3 separate regions of the Homo sapiens genome follow, and all the other regions are linked to region 3. A link is a loop called in an ENCODE intact Hi-C map of the cell type or tissue named here. Cell type or tissue: A673. All regions are shown on one strand. Region 1 has its middle 32 kb from the start of NEUROD6. Region 2 holds the start of LOC105375222 (a long non-coding RNA gene). Region 3 has its middle 50 kb from the start of PPP1R17.

Region 1 (8,000 bases), 360 kb before region 3:
AGGGCATGTTACAGTGCCCTTTTAGCTCTGTCATCCGTGGACGGCTTAAGTATGAACAGTCAGTGAGCCCTCTGCCCTTTCACATGAGGCAGCTGCCCTCTGCCATTGAGGGCAAAGGGCCAGTGTAGCAGCCTTTTGTATCCACACTTGTGTCCCCTGAGCTCTTGTCCAGCATCCAGGAGAAAAGAAGTCGCACGAATAAACTGAAGGATGCTAAATGCAGGGAATTTTATTGCCAGTGAAAGTGGCTGTCAGTGGGAAGGGGAGCTGAAAAGGAGACAGGAGGTAGGTAATCTTCCCCTGGAGTCCGGCCGTTTCTGGCTGGATTCTTTTCCCGAGTTATGCCATCAAGCTGTCCCTCTGAAGTCAAGCCGCTTCTATCCAATGTCCAGCCATAGTCCCTGTCATCCAGCTGTTTCTCCTCTCTGCTGGCTGAGCCTGGGGTCTTTACAGGCACAGGATGCCGGGTGGGGCAGGCTATGTGTAATTTAGGAAAAGGCAACATTCAAGCAGGAAAACAGGGATAGAAGTTTTCACTTTAAGCAGCAGTTTCAGGCCTTTCGGTTTGAAGGTGGGGTTTTGTCAAGGACCTGCCCTTTTCTGCCTAGAACTTCTCTGCCCCCTGTTCATATTAATACTTTTGTGAGGACATTTTTCAGAAAGCATAGGTGAATGATAAACACTTTTAGCCCTTGCATGTCAGAAAAAAAAGCTTTCTCTTGTCTTCAAACACGATTTAAGTTTTTCTTCAAATTATTTTTACATATTTCTCCCAATTATTTTCTGGGTTTGAGTTTTAATCTGATTTTTTTAAAACTAGATTACCTTTAACAACAGCAACAGAAAATCACCGATGTCTGACTATGTATAGGTTGCTTTTCTTTGTCTTTCAAATACAACTACGTAAGTAGAATTTGCGTGCTATGTGCCATTCTTCACTATCTGTGTAATGGACCCATGAAACCCAGATGCACCTTGTATTTTTTTTCCTCACAGGAATCTTTCTGCTGTTATTTTTATATTAGAGAATTGCTTCCTGCATGTTTCTATTTTCTTATATTTTTCTCACCATACTTACGTTGTGTCTTGTGGATCTATCATCCATGTCATTGATCTTTCTGCATATCCTGTGTCCCATGTTTGTCCTTTTACGATGAGCTCTGGGAGAAGCTCAAAAGCTGGATTTTCAATTCATGAATTCAGTTTTCTGCACTTTCTATTCTGCTGTTTACCACTTCACTTGCATTTTTATATTTGAAAATTCTATTTTTCACCTGAAAGCATCCACTCCTGGAAGTAGATTTTTCTTTTGCAGAGAGGCAATGCTGAAATATACCAAATTTAGAGTGCAACTCCAAAAATACAGTTTTTAAGTTTCTTGCCATTAATCTATATTGTTTTGGGAAATTGACTCTGCTACTTCTTTGGGTCAAGTGAATCTTTTCACATGTCTAGTGAATTTTCACCCTTGCGGGTGGGAGCAGAGATGGATGCTTGTTTATTTTAAAGTGTTGTTATGGCATTGTTGGCAATTTTATAAATCCCTCTTCACATGTATTTTAGTTCCAGACAAAAAAGAAATGAAAGCAGCTTATCTTTTCTGTGGTTTTATTTTTGGCAGATAAAGGTTCCAGATGCTTGAGAAGAGAGAGTGGGAAATATAGCCAGAAGCGATTTTGCATTCTGGAGCAGCATTTGCCTGCCCATGGCTCTCTGTTTCACTTAGTACCTGGCCTGCCATGTGCAGCCCAGGCAGCAGCAATGACGCCATTGTCAGCTCCATTCACACTTCCTGAAGCCACTGGCAGGGTGGTTTTTTTCACCCTGCTGACAGCTGTGTCGCTCACTCCTGCCTAGAGGCCCTAGCTACTCCAGATTAGAGGTGGGAGACAGACCCCCAGGCCATCATGATCCCTATTAGTGTCATTTATAGTTGCTCCAGGTTGGCTTTGTGCCCCACCTGGCCAAGTACATGCTAAGAGCGAAGAGTGTAGACTACAAGCTACACTATTTCATGGCATCATTCAGAAAATTGAGATTTGTTCCTATGGCCGCCCCCCCTTGGCCCCAGCCCCAATGCTTGTCAGTCTGGGGTATTCATGGGGTTCTGCTGGTGGTTTGCCTTCTTCACAGGAAAATATATTTTTTCCTGCCGAAAATTTCAGCCTGGGCATTCAATTCCTCAGTCTGGTGGTCGGCACTATGTCTGTAAAATATTCTATAACATTTCTCGGCTTTAGTGAACAGATTATCACCCATTTTTATTTTCGTAGGAATCGGCATAGTTGGGACACTTAACTGAAATGATTGGACCACACTGTGAAGGACATAAAGAGCTATGAAAAATCCCAGCTTTGTTGCTCTACAGAACACAGAAATATCTGAATGAACAAATTCAGTAAGCCACCCTGATATGTTGTCTCTGCAACATGATCCATTCACCTATATATAGATATTTAGGTTTCTCATTTTCTTCTTGATGTTTGATATCATAAAAATATAGACAACATCCATGGATCCTGATGATCAAAAATGTTTTTCTCCAGGTCTTAAGATCGTTTAGTCAGAGGTGCATTTCAATGCAGTTGGTTCATTTCTGAGCCCTGGGACTCTCTTGTGTGTGTTTGTAGAAGGCATGGAATAACAGTTTGTTTTGCTCTCACCTTCACCTCTCTTCTTAAGGCGCAAGCTGAGCTTTATAGTTCAGAAGTTAAACACATTAGAATATTTATTTAAAGGCAATTGCACTTCCTGCTGTCTGGGTAGCTGGGCTCACCAGGCCACTAGACCCCCAAATGTGTATTTGCCTTCTGGTGGCCCAGCCTGCAGGGCCATTGTCTCCCTGTTGTTAGCAAATGGTTTCCTCCACAAGCCTTTTAACTCCACAAGTTTGCAACCATTAATTCTTAAGGGTTTTGACAAATCTCCCCAGTTAAATATTAAACAATAAATATGGCCCGGATGGTAACAGTGCATTGTGAAGTCTGTTTGAAGTGTCCTTTAAAATATTAAATTCAAATAAATGATTGAATCAGAACAAAGGCTATATCTTAAGACAAATTCAGCCAAGTCTCTTTAACCTTTGAGCTTTCAACATAGATTAGAAAGCCAGGGCAACGCATGCTTTCATAGCAAATTGAAATGGGATTTTTGAAACAGTTCCTGCAAATACAGGTAACCCATACCTAGGTTTGATCTGCCTTTGCCATTTTGGGGGAGAGATTTTGCTGCTCATTGTTTGATAAAAATGTGATTTTTTAAAAAGCCCTTATGTTCAAAGAAGCAAATCCTTGAAAACGCTAGCTTTGGGTGCTATGTTTATTCCTTGTCAATGTCTTCCATATGAAATCTGTTCTGCTTATAATATCTACCACAGTTGGAGCCTTGAAAAAAATCTGTTTCATATCTGCCCTTTGTACTTAGCTTATTTTGTTTTATGCTTCCCCCAAGTTATACGTCTGTAAGCTGTCTTTCTTCTAAGCAGGCGGTCCTAGAGGAGGAGGAATTGGGGGATTGCCCTGCATTTAGGGGAGCCTGGACTTCTAACACATGAATTATACCTTAGGTAGGAAGCAGGTAAAGGAGAAGAAGGTGGATTCACCAGCTGGGAAAAAAGATGAGTAAAGCCAAATTCTGCCTCCTTCTCACTCCTACACCCTGTGCGGCTGGTCCAGCACCCGTTGGCTCTTCTCTTGGGTTTGTGCTCTGCCACAGCGTCCCCATCTGTTCCATCTGTTTCCTCGACACTGCACAACCTCCGGTAGCTCTTGATCCAGCCTGCCCAGAACAATGACTCCACATACCCAAGCTTCTTAGAAGAGAGTGTGACACAGTTGGCTACAGGGCATGCACGATAAAGAGACCCTGTTATAATAAACACGGGTTGCTCATTAGGAGCATATGGTTGACATCGTGGGGGCTGAAAGGTGTGAGCATGTCGAAGACAAAGACACCCATCAAACATCTCTTGAATGAATGCTTGTGGGCTGCAAAGGTTTCTGAAAGGAGCAGAGTTTCTGCAAATGCACTGCACTCTGGGAGGCCTGTGGGTTTCTGTGCCCACCCTGGTGGGAGGATGCCCCAACACAAGGCAGTTTGGTCCTCAGCTAATGCCCTATTGTCTGAACGCTGTTTTGATGTAGACCTGTTCCCTGCCCCTTGCTGATGCTCCATCAGGTAGACAGGGATCTCCCTCACTTCAGGAATTGACAAAGCAATTGTCTGATGCCGGAGAGGCTAGACATTGTCCAAACCAGCAAAGGGAGCTTTGACATCCAGAGAGAGAGCCTCCCTGAAAACCTAGGAATAAGATGCTCTTCTTTCCTCTACAAGAAAGAGAAATATCATCTGATGGGACAGCCCCCATGGTTTCAGCACCACCCGGGAGGGAGCCTAATTAGGAGCCTGTTGCTGACTTGCAAGGCTAGACTTCTCCCAGAATCGGGGTCAGGCTGGTCAAAGGCACTATCTGCAGTTCCTGCATGTCCATTCTGTTCATGCCACTAGGGGTCCTCATTGGTTTGTTCAGGACAGAGCAAAAGGCAGCTTTTGAGATAGAAACCACCAGAAAGAGGCCTTCAATTTGACTTCTTTGTGGGTCTCAGGCTGTGTGGTCTTGGACAAGTTACTCAGAACCCCTGGGCCTCAGTGTCCTCATTTCTACAATGGGAAGAAGAAGGGGCTGAGAACTTACTTTCATGGAGGACCTACTAGGTGCCAGACATAGCTTTTGTTTTAATAGAGGTTCCTCCAGAAACAAAGCCCGAGACAAGGACGTGATACAGTGGTTTCTTTGGAAATTGTGGATCCCAGTTGAGGGTGACACAGAATAAGGAGAAGCTGACCTTCGGGTATGTCACGGAGGGGCTGCTGAGCACGGCAGAGGCTCGAGCCCAGGGAGACCTCCTCAGCAGGGTAGAGTGCCTCCGGGAGGCTGGGCCATTTGTCTGCCAGCTCCTGTCCCATATGGAGTAAGGGCTGCCTCTGAGGATGATGCATTTTACCACAGAGTGGAGAAGTCCCCAGAACAGAAAGTGGAGACACATGGTACACACTTAAGGTGGGTGAATCTGAAACCAGACAAGCTGTCACTGAAAACAGATGTGAGTCGAAGGGCTGTGATGCAAGCACCGGGGCCACCATGCTCAATGATACATGTATAGATATACATAGCCTGCCAATGCATTGGACACAGACGAGGCAAGGCTACTGTCTTCCTCCCAGAGTTGAGAGGAGCATATGAAGGAAAGTGCTGATGGTGACTGATACAGGGTAGATTTTGACTAATAGAACTCAGCATCTTGCTGGGGCAGGGAGAGTGTAGCTACTCAGACATTTCCACTGCCACAGAACCCCTCCCTCCACCGGGGCCACTGTGTGTGAGGAGAAGGAGCAATGTGAGGAAGAAAGGGGCCCTTACCAAGGAATCATTTGGGAGTGATTCAGCAAACCTTCTGTCTGCTAAGAATGAAGGTCGTTTTAGAATTTCTCTGTGCTTACCTGTGTAGGTGCAGGATCCTAGATATTTTTGAGATGATTAATTAAATCCAACAGGGAGATAACTTTCAGCAGCACATCAAACAGCCACAGAATGTGTGGCTAGCATTACATTTATGTGTGTGTAAAATCTTTTTAATATAATTATTACTGCATTCCCAAAAGACATACTTTTCCCAACTAGAAGAAAGACAGAAAGAAAGGAAGGAGGGAATCAAGGAAAGAAGGAAGAAAGGGAAAGAAGAAAAAGAGAGAGAAAAAAGAAGGAAGGAAGGAAGGAAGGAAGGAAGGAAGAAATCTGTATTAAATGGAGAGGAACTTGTGAACATAGATCAAAGCACAACTGGCCTCACATCCCCTCCAGTGGAAAATGTCGTGAGCCTAACAGGAGAGCAAAGTTTTGAGGTGGTGGCCAGGGTGCAGACATAGCCTCATTATAATGAAGAATTACCAATGTAATTATTAGCACCTGACTTTACCTAGAAGCACACATCTGCATTTCTACTTAGGATCATTCATACCTCAAATTATCTGAGATGAATTGCATCAAATTCCTAGTGAGATTTTCCAGAGAATTTACCAAAATTAGGTCATCATTTACCATCTCCTGTCTTGCTTACTTCCCTTTGGTGCTTGCCACCAGCAAAAGGTATTTTGAGTAAAAATAGTTACACTCTCTAGGCCAAAAGGTGCCCCCCATTTACCTCTGTACCCACAGACACTATCTTGGCTCAACCTCCTCTCAGCTTTCATCTATGTTTCTGTGACCTTCTCTGTACCTAGTGATCCTGCCTCTCTGCTTCCAGTCTTTTCCCTGCTCCAGTCCAAACTCCTCACTGCTCCGAGAGGGATCCTTCCAAATTGCGTATTTGAACATATATATCACCCCTCTGCCCCAAATCCTTCAATGGTTCCAGATGTTTTCAGGATAAGACTTAGGACCTCACATGACTGTGCCCTGTCTGCTTTTTTTGGCCCTCTCAGTCTCCACACACTTCTGCGGTTCTAACCAAACACCGTCCATTTACACACAATGCATCACACTCTGTGTCTTAGCTGGAAACAGCCACCCCACCTGTACCTGCTCAGCACTTCCTGGTAGGCTTCCCCAGCAAAGGCAGAGATTTTGTCTTTTTCATATCTGACCCCTTAGGACCAAGTACATGGCTCAGTCAATATTGAATGTGCTCAACAGAAACACAAATAACATAAAAGAAGCCTGCTTCTTTCTAAGTGGTGATTTGGCCAAACTACAGCATGGCAAAGGAGAGGTGGGGGAACAGTCTAGGTACTGGTAAGAAAAATATGTGATATAAATTTTCAACTCCTCCTGCATCAGGTCTTCATTATGTGTTTTATCTATTTTATTTAAAGAGAATTCTAAGAGCGCCACATCTCTGCACATTTAAATACATGCACCTTTGCCTGGACATATTGTGTGACAGAAGAAAACAGTAAAAAAATAAATACGTGAACCTTAGCAACAGAGCAAGACCTTGTGTCATAAATAAATACATCTTAAAAGCTCACACGAATGCTCTGTAACTGATTCTTGGGTTTTCCACCATTTAAAATTGTCTGATGCCCTTTATGATGAAGAATGAGAGTTGACTGGCAGCTATCTAGAACATAAATATTTCTAAGCTGTAACTTGTGGCCAAGTTAACTAATAGAGACATTCAATACAATAAGATTTGACATGTTTTTCAAGGCATGGGTGAAAATGAACCAGGTTGTGATTGAATAAGGTTTCCGGAAGTTAAACTCCTATAATTCCATGGATATAAAAATATGTAGGCTAACAACTGAATTTGCTGTCAAAAAAGTGCCTTTCACTCCAAAGAAGTAAAGTTATCCAAGTTCATCCCAAGAATAAATAGCAATATGGTTATTAAAAATAAGTGGCTTATTTGCCTTATATAACACATTGAAGACTATTTTTTATTATGCTTGTGCTACCAGCTGCAGGTCTAATTAATATTATTGGTGGCTTGAAGCAGAAGATAACGCACAGAAGTTTATTGTTGCTTACGTTGCTTTCTCCATGTGTAGCAGGCCCATGTGGAGGCAGCATTCATTTAGAGAACTCATTAAAACAGTCTCTTCTTGGCCGGGCACGGTGGCTCACGCCTGTAATCCCAGCACTTTGGGAGGCCGAGTTAGGTGGATTGCCTGAGCTCAGGAGTTCGAGACCAGCCTGGCCAACATGGTGAAACCCCGTCTCTACTAAAAATACAAAAATTAGCCGGACGTGGTGACGGGCGCCTGTAATCCCAGCTACTGAGGAGGCTGAGGCAGGAGAATCACTTGAACCTGGGAGGTGGAGGTTGCAGTGAGCTGAGACCATGCCATTGCACTCCAGCCTGGTGACAGAACGAGACTCCGTCTCAAAAAAACAAACAAAAAAACCAGTCTCTTCTTCATCAGGCACTGATAACACCAAACATATCTTGACTCATCCATTCATGAATTCACACATTCAATCCTATTCAAAATATTTATTG
Region 2 (8,000 bases), 750 kb before region 3:
GGACCCGTGCTAAGTGGACCACGCCTTCCCGCTCGGCGGCAAAGGTGCTGACATCTATGTGCTAGGCTGCCTCATCACGCCACTGGAGTCCACACTTGAATTTGGGCAGCTACCACGGGTCTGCCATGCTCTGGAGGAGCAAGGGGGCCACATCCCCACCCCAGCTGTTACCCAGCCCGGGGCAGGTGCAGCCCTTCCTCCCTGTCTCTGCATCTGACTCTCTTTTGAGGTCCCTGTATGTCTACCTCTGACTTCTGTGGTCCCTCTGTGTCTGCTCTCATCCATTCCTCTTACTGGGGCCTGGGGCTCTAGCCCAAGGCTCAGAGGAGCCAATAAACCTGTAAATGAATAGACGCATGTTTGAGTGAGTAAATGGGCCTTTAAAGGGGAGCGCACCTGCGTTCTTTATTTAGACGTCTGGTGCTGAGTTGCGTTCATCATTCCTCAGTTCATGCTACATTATGATTATTTATCTGTGCAAGGGGCCTCTTGTTTTATTTATTCTTAAAATGTACTCTCTTTTGCCTTCACCACTCCCATTCGCCTCCTCTCACAGGCAAAGAGAGCATGCTTAATGTGAATACTTGTGTTTCTGTGTGTCTTGCAAAATACGTGGTGTTTTGTGTGTCTGTACTTTAATTTACATAAATGCTGTTGGTCATATGCCTCATCCTGCTTCTAACGTTTCCCCCTCAGCACTGTGCTTTTAAGAGATGCTCCCGGGGTGGACGCGGTGGCTCATGCCTGTAATCCCAGCACTTTGGGAGGCTGAGGAAGGCAGATCACCTGAGGTCAGGAGTTCGAGACCAGCCTGGCCAACATAGCGAAACGCTGTCTCTACTAAAAATGCAAAAAATTAGCTGGGTGTGGTGGTAGGTGCCTGTAGTCCCAGCTACTTGGTAGGCTGAGGCAGGAGAATTGCTTGAACCCGGGAGACGGAGGTTGCAGTGAGCCGAGATCACGCCCCTGCATTCTAGCCCGGGCGACAAGAGCGAAACTCTGTCTTAAAAAAAAAAAAAAAAAAGAGAGAGAGATGCTCCCGTGTTTCCCTGCATACATCTGGTCTGTCGTTTTGGCTGTATGTGGTGCTGTGTAGAGTCATCACCCACGTGTTACTGTCCTGTCCTGTCTCCCCTGCACTCTAGTGAACATGCACATGCCGGTCCCCTCCAGGATCTGTGAGAGTGAGCCTCTGTCCGGGACTCACACCCAGGAGGAGCAGTGCTGGGCATCCGTTATGCCACCTGTTGATGTGATTCGGAGGTGCCAGATTGCATGCTTCAGTTCTGCACTCCCACTAGCAGCTCTTGAGGTCCCTAAGTCCCACAGCCCCACCAACACTTGGCATTACCCAGCTTTGTAATGTTCACCAGCCAAATGGGTGTAAAGTGCCATGGCACTGTTGTCCTAATTTGCATCTCCCTGATATCTAATGGGTGTAAACATCTCTTGCTGTACCCGCTTGCCTTTTGGGTTTCTTCTTCTGGAAATTGCTTGAGTCTCTTTCCCTATTTTCCTCTGGAGTGGAGATGCCTCAACTCCAGGTCTTTCTCTTACGTCGTCCCCATTGTGTGCCCTCCTGGGTCCCAGCATACTGCCTGCTGTCCCCCACCCAACTGAGGACTCCCTTAATGTAACACATCTACATAGTCTGTCCCTCTTCCAACCTCCTTCTTGGCAGCGGGGAGGAGAAGGAGACCCAGGCTCTGTCCGTGGGGACCTATTTATTGACTGACAGTGGTGGAGGGAGATTCCAGTACAGAGAATAGGCCTACTCGGGCTGATCGCCAGGTGCCATTTGCCTTGTCCTGGTCCTTGCCTGGGTGCCTCTCTTCTCTGTGATCCCCTGCATGGTGGCCCTCTCCTCTGCACGGAGGATCTAGCTTGTCCTCCATGGCCTGCCTGGACCAGGTATCTTTTCTCATGCACTGGGAACAGAAGGAGTAGGCATCCTTTACCTGTGCTGGCTCACAAGTGTGTATCTGGTGGACGCAGCAGATGGACATCCTCCTTCCTTACAGTCGTGAGAGTTCCAGGGAATGGAGACACAGCTACATGAAGCCCAAGGCCACATTGTTGCCCATGACGCCCGGCTGCCTGGCACCTTCCTGGTCAGACAAATGTCAAAGTGCGGGCCCAGTCTGAAAACCCATCATATTCAGTCTCAAATCATAAAAGTAATTCATATTCATTGCAGGCATTTAGGAGATACAGAAGGATTTTTTAAAAAATCAATCATCATCTTATTACCAAGACATTCACCATAGATACTTTTGTATGTTTCCAGAAAGATTTTTTTTCTGTGTTTTGGAAGTAGCTTGAGATTATATTTGTAAAATTTCATATGATTTGTATGCATTAAAACAATATACATTATATATAGATGGCCAATAATCACTTGAAAAGATGTTCGATATCATTAGTCATTAGGAAAATGTAAATCAAAACCACAATGCAATATTGTTTCATGTCCATGAGGATGGCTAAAAGGAAAACAAAATAGCCAATAACAAGTATTGGCAAGAATGTGTAGAAATTGGAACCCTCATGCATTGCTGGTGGGACCAGAGAATTGTCAGGTGCTTTGGTAAAAAGTTGCACAGTTGCTCACAAAGTCAAACACTGAATTATTCAGAAAATCCACTCCTAGGTATATAGGCAAGGGAATTGAAGATGTATGTCTACACAAAACTTGTACATGAATATTCATAACATCATTATTCATAGTAGCCAAGAAGTAGAAACAACCTAAACATCCATCAACTTATGAATGAATTAACAAAATGTGGAATATCCATACGATGGGATATTAGCTCCATTATTTCTGTTTGAGGTAATGAAAAGTTCTAAAATTAGATCGTGATGATGGTTGCAAACTCTGAGAATACACGAAAACCACTGAATTGTACACTTTAAAATGGTGAATGTTGTGGTACGTGAATTCTATCTCAATAAAGCAGTTATTAAAAATGAGTAAATGAGTGTTTGCTGGAGAACATTTGCAGACAATTTTTCCGCTACATAATTTGAAAAGTCTATATAATATTATTTATTTAGCCAATAGTTATTTAACATATTTTATTCGTGAAAGTTTCTGTCGATTTTAAAAATAAATATTTATTACAAAAATATTAGCTAGGCATGGTGGCGGGCACCTGTAGTCCCAGCTACTCGGGAGGCTGAGGCAGGAGAATGGTGTGAACCTGGGAGGCAGAGCTTGCAGTGAGCTGAGATCACACCACTGCACTCCAGCCTGGGCGACAGAGCGAGACTCCGTCTCAAAAAAAAAAAAAAAATTGTGATGATAAACTTCCTTGCATACATTTTTTTCATGTATACCTCAAAAAGACAAAAACTTAAACTCCTAGACCTTCAGAATAAATTATCCTAATGTGGAAGAATGTTTGAACCAATGCAATGCACATGATAAGTCTTTTAGTACCTGTTGGCAAATTGCCTCCCAGAAAATTGGTCTAGAGAATTCTTGCACAAACAATATAAGTGTTACAGTTTTTCTGCATTGTTATTATTTTTTGAGACAGGGTCTCACCTGTAGACCAGGCTGGAGTGTAGTAAAGTGATCACAGTTCACTGCTGCCTCAACCTTCTGGGCTCAAGTGATCCTCCCGCTTCAGCCTTCCCAAGTAGCTGAAACTACAGGCATGCACCACCATACTGGCTAATTTTAAAATGTTTTTGTAGAGACAGGGTCTCAGTACATATTGCCCAGTCTGGTCTCAAACTTCTGGGGCTCAAGCAATCCTCCTGCCTTGGTCTCCCAAGTGCTGGAATTACAGGCGTGAGCCAGTGTGCCTGGCTGGCATCATTATATGTTTCTCTGAGTTTTAACTGGTGTTAGCACTGTTAGTAATGGTGTTAGCATAGTGGTGATAGTAGTTAGTGTTAGTTAGCTTGGTTAGTGCTCTTTAATACTAGTTGTGACTAATTTTAGTGGTTAGCAGTTGGTAGAGTTAGTGGCTAGTTAGTGGTTAGCATTAGTTAATGTTAGTGGTTAGTGTTGGTGATTAGTTACCAGTTAGTTTAGCAGCTAGCTGTTAGTGTTAGTTAATGTTATTTAGTGGTTAGTGTTACTGGTTAGTTAGCAGTGAGTAGTTAGTGGCTAGTTAGTGTTGGTGGTTCATTAGTGATTAGTGTTAGTGGCTGGTTAGCAGTGAGTGGTTAGCGTTAGTTAATGTTAGTTGGTGGTTAGTTAGCCATTAGTGTCAGCAGTGAGTGTATGATATTGGCAGTGGCAGAAGCAGCTCACTCTGTGAACTGTCCATCCCTCGCCTACAGGTTTCACAATGGCTGCAGGTTCACCACTTGCTCCCTTTTAGTTTCAACTGGAGCCTCAAATTCCTATCACTTCTCTTGTCTCTCCCATGACAGGGATTCGCAGACTGGGCCTACGATGCAGATTCCTGGGCAGATCCTTTGACTGGCAAGCTCTTCCTCTCTCAGGACTCCAGCTTCCACAACTGAGCGGGGGGGTGGGGGGAGTTGCTCAGGAGATGATGTCTGAGGACGTCTCACCAGGGACACTGGATGGGAAGCAACGAGCTAGGCTGAGAAGCGCAATGATCATCCTGGCCACCAGGTGGCAGTCTAACTGCAGCCAAGAGCCCTGGCTGGGCCGACGGTGCTGCCTGCCTGAGCTGACGCTGGAGATGGACGCAGGACCCCTGCGGCCTGACTGGAGCTCAGCGAGCCGAAGGGGCTGGTGGAGAAGGGGCTGCTGGTCTGGGCAGCCTAGGTTGGGAGGGAGGGTCATGGCGGGAGTGTGGAGGAGCAAGACATCCCCACGCCCCCCGCCCCCTGCCCCAGACCCCAGTGTTGATGAATAAGAAGCGGATTAAGAAGAGTGAGAGCTGAAGAGACAGGAGAATCAGGGACCACGAGAGCCCGTGCAAGATCCGGAGCACAGGGGCTTCCCTGGGTCCCAGGCTTTCTGCAGGACTCACCCCCAACTACCCCGGTGTCCTCCTTCCAGCCAGCCTCCCCGCGGGTCCTGAGAGGAGAGTTTCCTAAAGAGAAGGAAGAAACTCGGACTTCCCTCCTGTTATGTTCGGGCTCCTCTGTGAGAAAGAGGAGGAGAGAGGAAAATGAAGGGCCCATTCTCTGTCCCCAGAGAGCCCCCAGGAATGTTGGGAAGATCTGCAAGGATGAGCCTGAACCTAGAGGTGAGAACTGGTGTGCCGGGCTCAGACTCTCTGGGATGTGGGAGCTCCGAGGACTGGGTGTGAGTGTGGGCAGGAGCAGTCAGGGAAGGCTTCCTGGATGAGGGGACTCAGGCAGGGAGTGTAGACCCTAGAGCCCCACCAGGCCAGGCTGCGCAGTGGTCCCTTTCTACCGTTTGCTGGGCAGGAAGCGGAATGGGGTTGATCTCAGTTTAGAGAGCAATACGTGGAGGAAAGTTCCGGTAGGAGGGTGGTATCGGGCCCAGGCTTCGTTCTCCCCAGGGACTTTCATGACATTCCTGCTAGGGCTCTGGGTCTGCTGGGCACACATTTATCCATGTGGTGAGTGTTCACTGAGTATCTGGGGAACACGCACCTTGCTAGAGTCTGAAAATACAGCTACAAGCAACCCCCAAATGTTCCCCTACACAAGGGGCTTAGGGTCTGGTTGGCAATGGCCAATTTTACATGTCAATATGACTTGGCCACAGGATGCCTGGGTATCCGATTAGTCATTGTTTGTGGGTGTGTCTGTGGCGGTGTTTCTGGAAGGGCTTAGCATTTGAATTGGCAGACTGAGTAAAGCCATGGCCCTCCCCAGTGAGCAGGCACCAGCCAACCCTTGAAGTTCTGAATAGAAAAAAAAAAAAAAAAAAGGCAGAGGAAGGTTGAACTTGAGCTTTCTCTGCCTGGATGTTGAGCTGGAACATCTATCTTCTGCCCTCCAGGATCCTGGTTCTTAGGCCTTCGAATATACCACCCGCCCTCTGGGGTCTCTGGCTTGCAGAGGGCAGATTGACTTCTCAGCCTCCATAATTGCATGAGTCAATACCATACAATAAAGCTCTTTCTACACTGTGTGTGTGTGTGTGTGTGTGTGTGTGTGTGTGTATGTGTGAGGGGTGTGTATATAAAATGTTGGTTTTATTCTCTGGAGAATCCTGACTGATACAGAAGGCATTATTTAGGGCTCTCTGTTGCAGACAACAGGACCCACTCTGGCTGAGTTAAGCAAAAACATGACAAGTTTAAGGACATCAGGTAGCTCCCCTGTCTCTAGGAGGGCCTGAGCTCAGGCCCAGAGGCAGTGCCCATCCCACACCAGGGGGCTACTGTGGCAAATTCCTCATTTCACCACTTTTGGTCATGGACACAGCTGCTCACACCACCAACACCAGGGACAGAATGCCAGAACCACCACATGGCTCTCCTGAAAAGCCAAACTCCTTCCCTGCCACGCTGGCCAAAAATTTGATTCCACCTGGCACCAGCTCCCTCTTATTGCTGTCTTCTGGATCTAAGTCCCACAGAGTTACCCCTGATGGCACAGTCCAGTGACCCTGCCCACTAGCTGCAAGGAAGGCTGGTACAGCAAGCTCAGACCTCTAGCTTGGAGAGGGCCCTCCTACTGTGGCAAGGTTCTCAGGCACAAGAAGGGTGTTCAGAATATGCTGGCTGGCCACAAGCATGACAGATGTGTGGCACCAAGAGGCAAGCACACCATTCAAGCAATCACATAGTAACGGTGACGGATGCAGAAAGAACAGCAAAGTGTTGGGAGAACAAATATCTAGATGACCAAACCTAGACCGGAAGTGTAAAAAATAAAAAGGCTTCCTGGAGGAAGTGACAGCTAAGCTGAGATTGGAACCATGAGAATGAGTTGGCCAGGAAAAGAAGTGGATTAAAAAAAAAAAACAACCAGGTAGAGGAAACAGCACGTGTGAAGGCCCCGAGGTGGGAAGGAGCTCGGCGTGGGAAGAGATGCAAGTTAGCTACTGTGGTTGGATCTTAGGGAGAAAAGGGGAGCGTAGAGCGGGCGGCACCCAGATCACGCAGGGTCAGGAAAGCTATGCTAAGGTTTCATCCCAAAAGGTACTGAAGTGTGTGATGTGACGAGGCTTAGGTGTTTTAAATGATCGCTCTGGCTGGTATACGAAGACTGAATTTCAGGCAGAGACCTCCGCTGGAAGCAGGGAGGCTGGAAATGGAGACACGTACTAGGGTGATAGTGATGGAAAAGATAAGGACCAAGTCCAAAGCTGTCTAACTCAGGGGTGAAACTGTGTGAGAGCAAGAAGACGGACGGAGGCGTCCCACAAGCCTACTGGAATGAGGAGAGACAGAGAGGAGCAAGCTTTTGGGGGAAGAGCAGGAGCTCAGTTTGGGCACATTGGGTTTGGGGTGCACTGAGACAGCCAGCAGGGTGCCAAGGAGCGGGCTGGAGTGAGGAGCGAGGCCCAGCTCAGAAGTGGAGTTCATGAGTGGCCAGTATATTGGTGGCGTTTGATGCCAAGGGCATAGGTGGGGCCACCCCGCAGTGAGAGTGAGGAGCAGGATGAGAAGGGGACTGAGGGCTGAGCCTGGAGGGATCCACACATTCACAATCCCACGGGGGAGCAGGAGCCCCCAAAGGAGGCGGAGCAGGGGAAGGAGTGCTCAGAGAGGTGGGAGGAGAACCGGATGAATGTGGGATCCTGGGGCCCCAACCAAGATTGTCCCAGCGAGGGGCTGCTGAGCCGGCCGAGTGCTGCTGAGCCGCCTTTGTGAGAGGATTTGGAGGCGCAGCTCACAGCGAGAGCGGATTTGGCGGAGGATGGACTCGGAGGCTGGGCTCAGGGGTGCTGAGAGGGAGCGGCTGGGGCAGCCCAGGAGAACAACCCTTTACCGAGGCTCCTCTGGGAGGGCGGGGGGAGCCAGAAGGGAGCGGGAGGAGTCATTTGGTTTTGTTGTAAGAGGACAGCCTGTAAAAATGCTAAGAAGTGGATATGGGAGTCACTGAAAAGTGGGGGGCACGTCATGGAGCGGGGTGGTTGAGAAGGA
Region 3 (8,000 bases):
CTGACTGACGAATTAGGTGAATGAAAAAAGTGATTCATCTGTACATTAAGGCGGGATTGGAAGGTGGTGCTATCATTTTAGGGGAAAATGTCAGGCTGTGAGCTTAGAATTTCCATTCCTAACGGAAAGCCATTCCATAAGGTTGTTCCAATGAAAGAAAAATAGTAAGCATTCTTTCAATGTCTATTTTCTTTTGTTCCCTGGATCAGGGTTAAAGGTTTTCCCCTAAAGGGCACATACATATTTATGAGCTAAATGGACTTATGGTGCCTAGGTTGTTACCTCTCAAATGGATAGAGACTGAGCACCTCCTTGCCGTCACCTAATACCTCCTTTCCAATCACCTGGGTAACATCTGCGGCCCATGATTGAGGTGGTGGCATTGGGCAGGGATCTCTAATCTTTGATTATGGCTTTGGGAGGCCAATGTCATTGCTGAGCATATTGCACAGTCAACTTGTAGAGGGGATGGTGAGAAGACCAGGGTGGTGAGGTGGTGGTAATTGGGATTCCTAACTCACAAAGCAGTTTCACATTCAGTGTTTTTCTGATGCTCCTATTTATCTCATAGGCAGAGAACAGCCACTATGGCTCCCATTAAGCAGATAAAGAGGCTGACGTGCAGAGAATCAGGTGACTTGCCCAAGTTTTCAGAAGCAGTAAGCAGTTATCCTGTCATCAGAATCCAGGCTTTTGCATCTGAATCCTCATACATTGCCATTTATATTCCTGCTGCCTGGAATGCAGTGACACTACATACCCATACATACATACTACATTACATGCCTTCATCTCTTTTTGAAGTTATTACTAAAACACTGGCCATTAAAAATGCTTCTTTCAGCCGGGCACAGTGGCTTATGCCTGTAATCCCAGCACTCTGGGAGGCTGAGGAGGGTGGGTCAACCTGAGGTCAGGAGTTCAACACCAGCCTGGCCAACAGGGCGAAACCCTGTCTTTACTAAAAAAAACAATACAAAAACATTAGCCAGGCATGGTGGCAGGTGCCTGTAATCCCAGCTACTCGGGAGGCTGAGGCAAGAAGATCGCTTGAACCTGGGAGGCGGAGGTTGCAGTGAGCCGAGATCATGCCACTGCAATCTAGTCTGGGCAACAGAGTGAGACTCTGTTTCAAAGAAAAAAAAAATGTTTTTTTCATGCATAAAAACGTTTTGGATCTTAAAGAAGTAATAAAACTACCCCTCCCCCACCACCAAAACTTGATTCAGATGTTTTCAGAAGGCATTTGTTCCACAGCTCTTTACTGAGCACCTAGTATGAGGAAGGCACCGTATGGTGTGATGCCGAGTAACACACAGCCCCTGCCCTGGAAGAGCTGAATCTCACAGGGGAGCTGAGATGTGTGTATGGAATATTAGAATCACATATTTTATATCTGAATGGTCGTAAAGGTTAAAGCGGCTCTAGGGCCCCCCTCTTTCATCAGAAAAGGGGCCCCAGAGGTTGGCAACCTGCAAAAGCCACACAGAATTCTAGCAAAAGAGTCTCTTGGCTCCTCGTCCGAAGGTCGGTCCACTTCTCTGCACTGCTGTTGGTTAATACAAGTGAGAGTATATGAAAGCCCCTGCACCAAGGAGCCCTGGGACGCCACAGGATATTTTAAATTTCTAAGGGAAATACAGCAGGGATTTCTGAGGGATATTTGTCAGACTCCATGTGAACTAGTATTTCCAATTAGCTTCCCATTTCAACATGCACAAAATTCCTTTTGATGATGTCATATCAAGCTGTGTCTTAAAACTGTTTCGTGCCCAAGAGCAATTATCGAAAAAAATCAAGATGGAACAGGAAATAAGGGCGGTGTTGTCCCATCTCATTTCAAGGCTTGAGAAGCTGTGAGGCCCCGGGGCACATATGTCCCATTAGTAAGTAATTGTGGTAATCTAACAAAAAAAAATTTCTTCTTTATATATGAATAAGTTTTTCATATGGCTGCCAAGTTGTTAGAACATAAAGACTTTAGTTGTTTGGACCTAATAACTTAAAAAGTAGACTAGGAATATCTTTTGGCCTAGAGTTGCCGAGACTATTTTAAAAGTTTAGGGACCTCTGCAAATTGAAGCCTTGCTACTCTAAGTATGGTCCCCCAATCAGCATCTTTTGATGTCACCTGGGAGCTCATTACAAATGCAGAGCCTCCCGCCCCACCCAAATCAGAATTTCATTTTTACAAGATCCATAGGTGATTTGTAAGCACTTGATTAATATTTGAAAAGGATTGCATAGGCAGGGTGCAGTGGCTCACGCCTGAAATCCCAGCACTTTGGGAGGCTGAGATGGGCGGATCACTTGAGGTTGGGAGTTTGAGACCAGCCTGACCAACATGGAGAAACCCTGTCTGTACTAAAGATACAAAATTAGCCAGGCATGGTGGTGCATGCCTGTAATCCCAGCTACTTGGGAGGCTGAGGCAGGAGAATCGCTTGAACCCAGGAGGCGGAGGTTGCAGTGAGCTGAGATCATGCCATTGCACTCCAGCCTGGGCAACAAGAGTGAAACTCTGTCTCAAAAAAAAAAAAAAAAAAAAAAAAAAAAGCACTGCCTTTAAGTGTCATGAGGGCAGTATAAGCAAACGTCCCAGGCCTGCTATTGCCTCATCAAACCATACAGAAGGCATCTATCCGCTGGGGTCAGACTTCAGATCCTGCCCTGGACACTTAGTAGCTGTGGATGTTAGGTGACATTGTGAACTTTGAATTTCAGTTTCCTCATCTGTCAAGTGAGAATAACAGCTGCTTCTGTCACCTTGGGGTAGTCATAAATGTTAAATGAAATAATGCTTACAAAATAGAATGTCTGCTCCTGAGTAGAAGGTGAAAAAACAACCGTTTCTTTTTCCTTTTGGGTCTGTGGCTCTAGGGCATGTTGTTTGTCTTCTTCTGTGCCTTTGATAGATTATAATTGCAGAAGTGGCGAAATTGTATATACGGTCATCCCTCCGTATCTGTGGGAGATCGGTTTCAGGACCTCCTCCTCATACCCAAATCCAAGGATGCTCAAGTCTCTTATATAAAGCGGCATAGTATTTGCATATAACCTATGCACATCCTCCCATATATGTTACATCATCTCTAGAATACTTATAATACCTAATACAATGCCTACACATTCACGTGGATTCAACAGTGCATTGCTGTGTGCAAATTTTTTTGTGGATTTTTTTTCCCCAAATATTCTCAATCCATAGTTGAGTGAACACAAGGCTGTAGTACCCACAAATACAAAGGGCTGATTGATTGTAGAGTCAGTGGGGAGATGAACGCCCATGAGAACAGCCAAGCACATGCAAAGACGCACTCTCGTTCCAGGTCTTGTACCAGCAGGTACTCCCTGGAAATGTGGGCAGGCTTGCCTTAGGGATTTCTTTGTCCCTACAATGAGGCCTGTAGACAGAGAAAAACTGGCTGTGGGCTTGATTTTTAAGTTTTCCAAGGGCAGCCCGAATAATCCTGCCTAATAGACAAGGACACATTCTTCCCTAAGACTGTGAGTTCCCCAAACTGGAGACCCAGGTTCACTCCTACTGGATCCACCCCACACCTAAGGCAGTGCCTGGAGACTGGAAGGGCTCAATATGTGTTTGCTGACTTGAGTGGAACGTACCAAGCCAGCCTCCATTCTTCTCTATCCTGGGAAACCTTGGTCCAACCGTGTGGCTTTTTTCCCTACACACCACCGCCACCTGCAGGAAAAATTGTCACATTGCAGTTGCTTGCTAATGCTAGAGCCTTTAACACTTGGGAAACACTGATTTGGAATCTGCGTGTTCAATGTGTTGTGATCCTTCATGCAAGGTTGAGGTTTATTTCTGCCTGGCAAAATGTTTTTTTCTCACAGATAAAAATGTTATAGAGTTAATGCTATGGGTGCACAAAAAAGGAGACATGATATTCCAAATTATGAGAATCCCTTGTGTGGGGGGAGGCTCAGTGTAAAATTAGGTGGGGAGGCCGAATCAAGTTTCCTTCAGGCATCTGCAAAGTAGCCACTTAACGCAGTTGATGTTCTAATTACAAACTAGTTGTTCATTATAACAACTCTTCTAATTCTTTTTTTCCCCCTTTAAAAAAAACAAAACAAAACAGAGTCTCACTCTGTCACCCAGGCTGGAGTGCAGTGGTGTGATCATGGCTCACTGCAGCCTTGACTCCTGGGCTCAGGTGATTCTCCTGCCTCAGTGTCCCAAATAGCTGGGACTACAGGCATGCACCACCACACCAGGCTAATTTTATTTTATTACTTTTTTATTTTTATTTTTATTTTTTTTTGTAGAGACGGTATCTCACTTTGTTGAGCAAGCTGACCTTGAACTCCTGGCCTCAAACAATCCTCTCACCTCAGCCTCCCAAAGTGCTTGCATTACAGGTGTGAGCCACCATACCCCACCAACTCTTCTAATTCTAACCATAGCTATAGAAAAAAATATATAGATAAATGAATACCACCACCATTAACCTAGTTTGGTCTCTTTGCTTCATATACAATAAAACTGTTTCTTTTGAAACCCAGAATCAAAAATGTAGCTTTTCAGTAGTTCAGACTGACATGCCAACATAAGTCTGAATTCACTCTCAAATATAAAACATTGCCTCTACTCCAAGATATTGTAGTGTAGAAAAGTAAGTCCAGGCTGGGTGCAGTGGCTCATGCCTGTAATGCCAGCACTTGGGGAGGCTGAAGTGGGCGGATCACCTGAGGTCAGGAGTTCGAGACCAGCCTGGCAAACATGGTGAAATCCTGTCTCTACTAAAAATACAAAAATTAGCTAGGTGTGGTGGTGGGTGCCTGTAATCCCAGCTACTCGGGAGGCCAAGGCAGGAGAATTGCTTGACTTAGGAGGCGGAGGTTGCAGTGAGCCAAGATCGCACCATTGCACTCCAGCCTGGGTGAGAGAGCGACACTCCATCTCAAAAAAAAAAAAAAAAAAGTCCATTTCTTCTGCAATAACCATTCAAAAACACTCTAGTTTTGATCATCATAAATAAGGAGAGGTAAGAACCAGAGATTTAAGCCCTGTTTGCCTCAAAGGACTGTTATATAGGTTAAATAACAGCATAGAAAACCTGAAAAACCCTAGTAGATGCCCATAGGGATTTGTCTCCTTCCCCTTTGGGCTGGAGTTCCTTTACCTATCCCTGCCCACCTTTCCGCTGCTGTCACCCAGTCCTCTCCTGTGCCCCAGTGCTGGCATCAGCTTTAGACGATGCTCAGTGTACACCTCCCTCCAGCCACGCAGCCTAGCAGGCCAGTGCGAGACCCAGGAAGAGTCGAGGGTGAGGTGAGAAGGGCTAAAGAGAGGATACATGAGCCCAATCTCAATGGAATCAGGGTGTATCAGTCTGTTCTCACGCTGCTAATAAAGATATACCTGAGACTGGGTAATTACAAAGGAAAGAGGTTTAATGGACTCACAGTTCCGCATGGGTGGGGAGGCCTCACAATCATGGCGGTAGGTGAATGAGGAGCAAGTCACATCTTCACGGTGGCAGGCAAGAGCGCTTGCGCAGGGGAACTACCATTTATAAAACCATTAGATCTCCCGAGACTTATTCACTACCATAAGAACAGTATAAGGGAAACTGCCCCCAGGATTCAGTTATCGCCACCTGGCCCTGCTCTTGACAGGTGGGGATTATTGCAATTCAAGGTGAGATTTGGGTGAAGACACTGCCAAGCCATATCACAGGTGCTGCTTGAAAAGCAACCCAGCTAGGAGAGGCATTTCTGCAAGGCCATCCCAGGGGGCATAATTCCCATAGCACCAAGCCGCCATGGGCCAGGAGGGCAGCAAGCCCAGGGGCTTCTTGGAGATGGTGGCCAGCTGGTGAGGAAAAAATAAGACTTGGGACTCAGGAAGACCTGGGTTGGAACAGAAGCATCCCCAGGTGCCACCTGTGTCACCTGAAGCGGGGCACAGAGCACTCTCAGCCTGCATGTTCTCCCAGGTAGACCAGGATGGTAATGGCTGCCTCAGGATGTGGTGAGTATGTGATGAACTAGCACAGGAAAGCCTGTGCCATGGAGACCTTCTCACAGGAAATGCTCAGGACGGGTTTGTTCTCCTTGGAGAATACCAGTTCCCCTCCTGACTTCATTCCCCTTCCCCCACACCCCTGCCCCCCACATATACATATGCATGTACCTCATCCTACACCCCTATAAATGCCCCCACCTGCCTGTTTCCATCCTCAAATCCTTGACTTCCTTCTGCTCATGCTGTCTGATTACCTATTGAGTTCTTCTTGCAGAACTCTGGAAGATTTCCTGTTCACTAAAACGTCAGTGATTGACGTCAGCAGTAACTTTTAGACACACACACACACACACACACACACACACACACACACCAGCTCTTCTGGAGCAAATTTTAGTGATGATCTCATCTTTATATGAGTGGAATAAAGCCTCACTCAGGCATCAGCCAGTTCAAGGAAAATTTATAGAAAGGGTAGGGTGCAAGAGAGCCTTCATGGGGTCCCTAGAAATCTACGCCATGGGTGAGAGGGAATGCCCTTGTTTTATAAAGGCTCCTGGAAGCATCGTGATCTTGATGGGAATGTAAATAATCATTCATTGAGCACTGACCATGTGTCGGGCACTATGTTATGAGCTTTAGTGCATTTTCTAATGTAATCATTCCGGCTGCTAGGATATGCACTTAATCCAAAGAAAGTGGTTACTTGAAGGATTGGATCATTTGTCCAAGGTCACACAGCTAGCAAGCCATGGAGCTACAGAATAAGTTCAATAATGGAGGTGTGCTCAGAAGCCCAGTGCACGAGTGGAGGTCCTCCTTATGGTCACGTAGAAGCACACTCTCAGTGCAGGAAAGGGAACCAGTTTGGTGAACACTCAGTCAGTGTTGCCCTCTCCCCCAACTAAACAAAAATGTAAAACCCTAGAATTAGTGTCCTCACCCAAGGAGAACCAATTAGGCACCCAAAATGGTGGTCTCAAACAGCAGTCTGCAAATGGGATTTGCCCACCATGTGGATCATGAACTTTCAGAGGGCACATTGACGTAGAACACTTTAAATAATTTAGTTTCCTAATTTTTGACTTTACTTTCTCTCTCTTTCCCAAAACCGATCTGCCTGAGAACTGGCCTACACGTTCATGCAGGCTGTCATTTCCTATCTTACCTTTTCCCACTCTACAAAAGGAAGGCATGCCATGAAATACTGGCTGTGTAAGCCTCTCTAGCACTTGTCTCCCCATGTCTTGCACCTTTTGCTCTGAAGGGCTAGAATGTGGCATTTCCACTCTCTTTGAGCTGCCCTCATGGGATTCCTTTGGATGGCAATGGGCTCTTTGCTGCTATTTAGGGAATTCTGCAAACAAAGTCACCCACTATGCCACCCTCCAACATGACACAAGAAAAATAACAATATTGGCAAAGGTGTGTTATAACTAATGTTTCTTTTTTTCCAAGCAGTGAATGACTAACATACATATGTTATGTATACACATGCAGACAGGCACATATAGATATCTAATTTATAATCATTTGATGAGTCTAAGTAAGACTTTTAGTGCACTTTAAAAAATTGAGAAAGTGCATGATTCAAATGCCTGGGTTATAAATCCTTCTCCAACTCAAGTAGTTTCCAATTCTTCACTTATAACAAAATTGAAATAAGATCTATTTAAGCTGTCAGAATGCTAGATTACCATGTGCTTATTTTTGACACATTACCCAAAGAGAGTTCAAAGATTTAAGGAACATTACTATAATAAAACTTCTTCTATTTCCATATCCTTATTTATGTGAACTAGTTTTCTCAATGCTAAAAATGAAACATCATATCATTCTAGCAATAAATAATATATGGCAATGGATTCATGTACTAATTGAGGAAAAATGCCTCACTATCTCATCAAGGATTGCATTTTCAGGCCAGGCACGGTGGCTTACATCTGTAATCTCAGCACTTTGGGAGGCTGAGGAAGAAGGATCATTTTAAGTCAGGAGTTTGAGA

The links. A loop is a pair of places that touch in the nucleus more often than their neighbours do. Peaks named below come from ENCODE experiments on the same cell type or tissue, not always from the same donor. Only the 100,000 strongest peaks of a DNase experiment are listed, where the experiment ranks them.
Region 1: a loop joins it to region 3, with 10 times the contacts of the local background. A loop is called at or near these places in 15 of 110 quality-filtered maps.
Region 2: a loop joins it to region 3, with 5 times the contacts of the local background. A loop is called at or near these places in 7 of 110 quality-filtered maps.

The regions. Positions count from the first base shown.
Region 1 is chr7:31,369,030-31,377,029 of GRCh38, forward strand. No RefSeq gene overlaps it. Among named protein-coding and RNA genes, the nearest start is that of NEUROD6, 32 kb to the left of the region's middle. RefSeq lists an enhancer at 2,542-3,161. In A673, CTCF peaks have their summits at 4,495 and 4,696; a DNase peak (open chromatin) is centred at 4,532; H3K27ac peaks cover 317 bases.
Region 2 is chr7:30,979,180-30,987,179 of GRCh38, forward strand. It overlaps GHRHR (growth hormone releasing hormone receptor), which reads left to right. Exons shown (of 13, transcript NM_000823.4): 13 at 1-349. The coding sequence ends at 65. LOC105375222 (a long non-coding RNA gene) reads left to right here and starts at 4,645. Exons shown (of 3, transcript XR_927160.2): 1 at 4,645-5,180. RefSeq lists a silencer at 4,520-4,679 and an enhancer at 5,289-5,814. In A673, a CTCF peak has its summit at 4,589 (motif pointing right); a DNase peak (open chromatin) is centred at 4,622.
Region 3 is chr7:31,732,871-31,740,870 of GRCh38, forward strand. It overlaps a transcript of PDE1C not described here. Among named protein-coding and RNA genes, the nearest start is that of PPP1R17, 50 kb to the left of the region's middle. In A673, a CTCF peak has its summit at 3,723 (motif pointing left); DNase peaks (open chromatin) are centred at 1,771 and 3,681.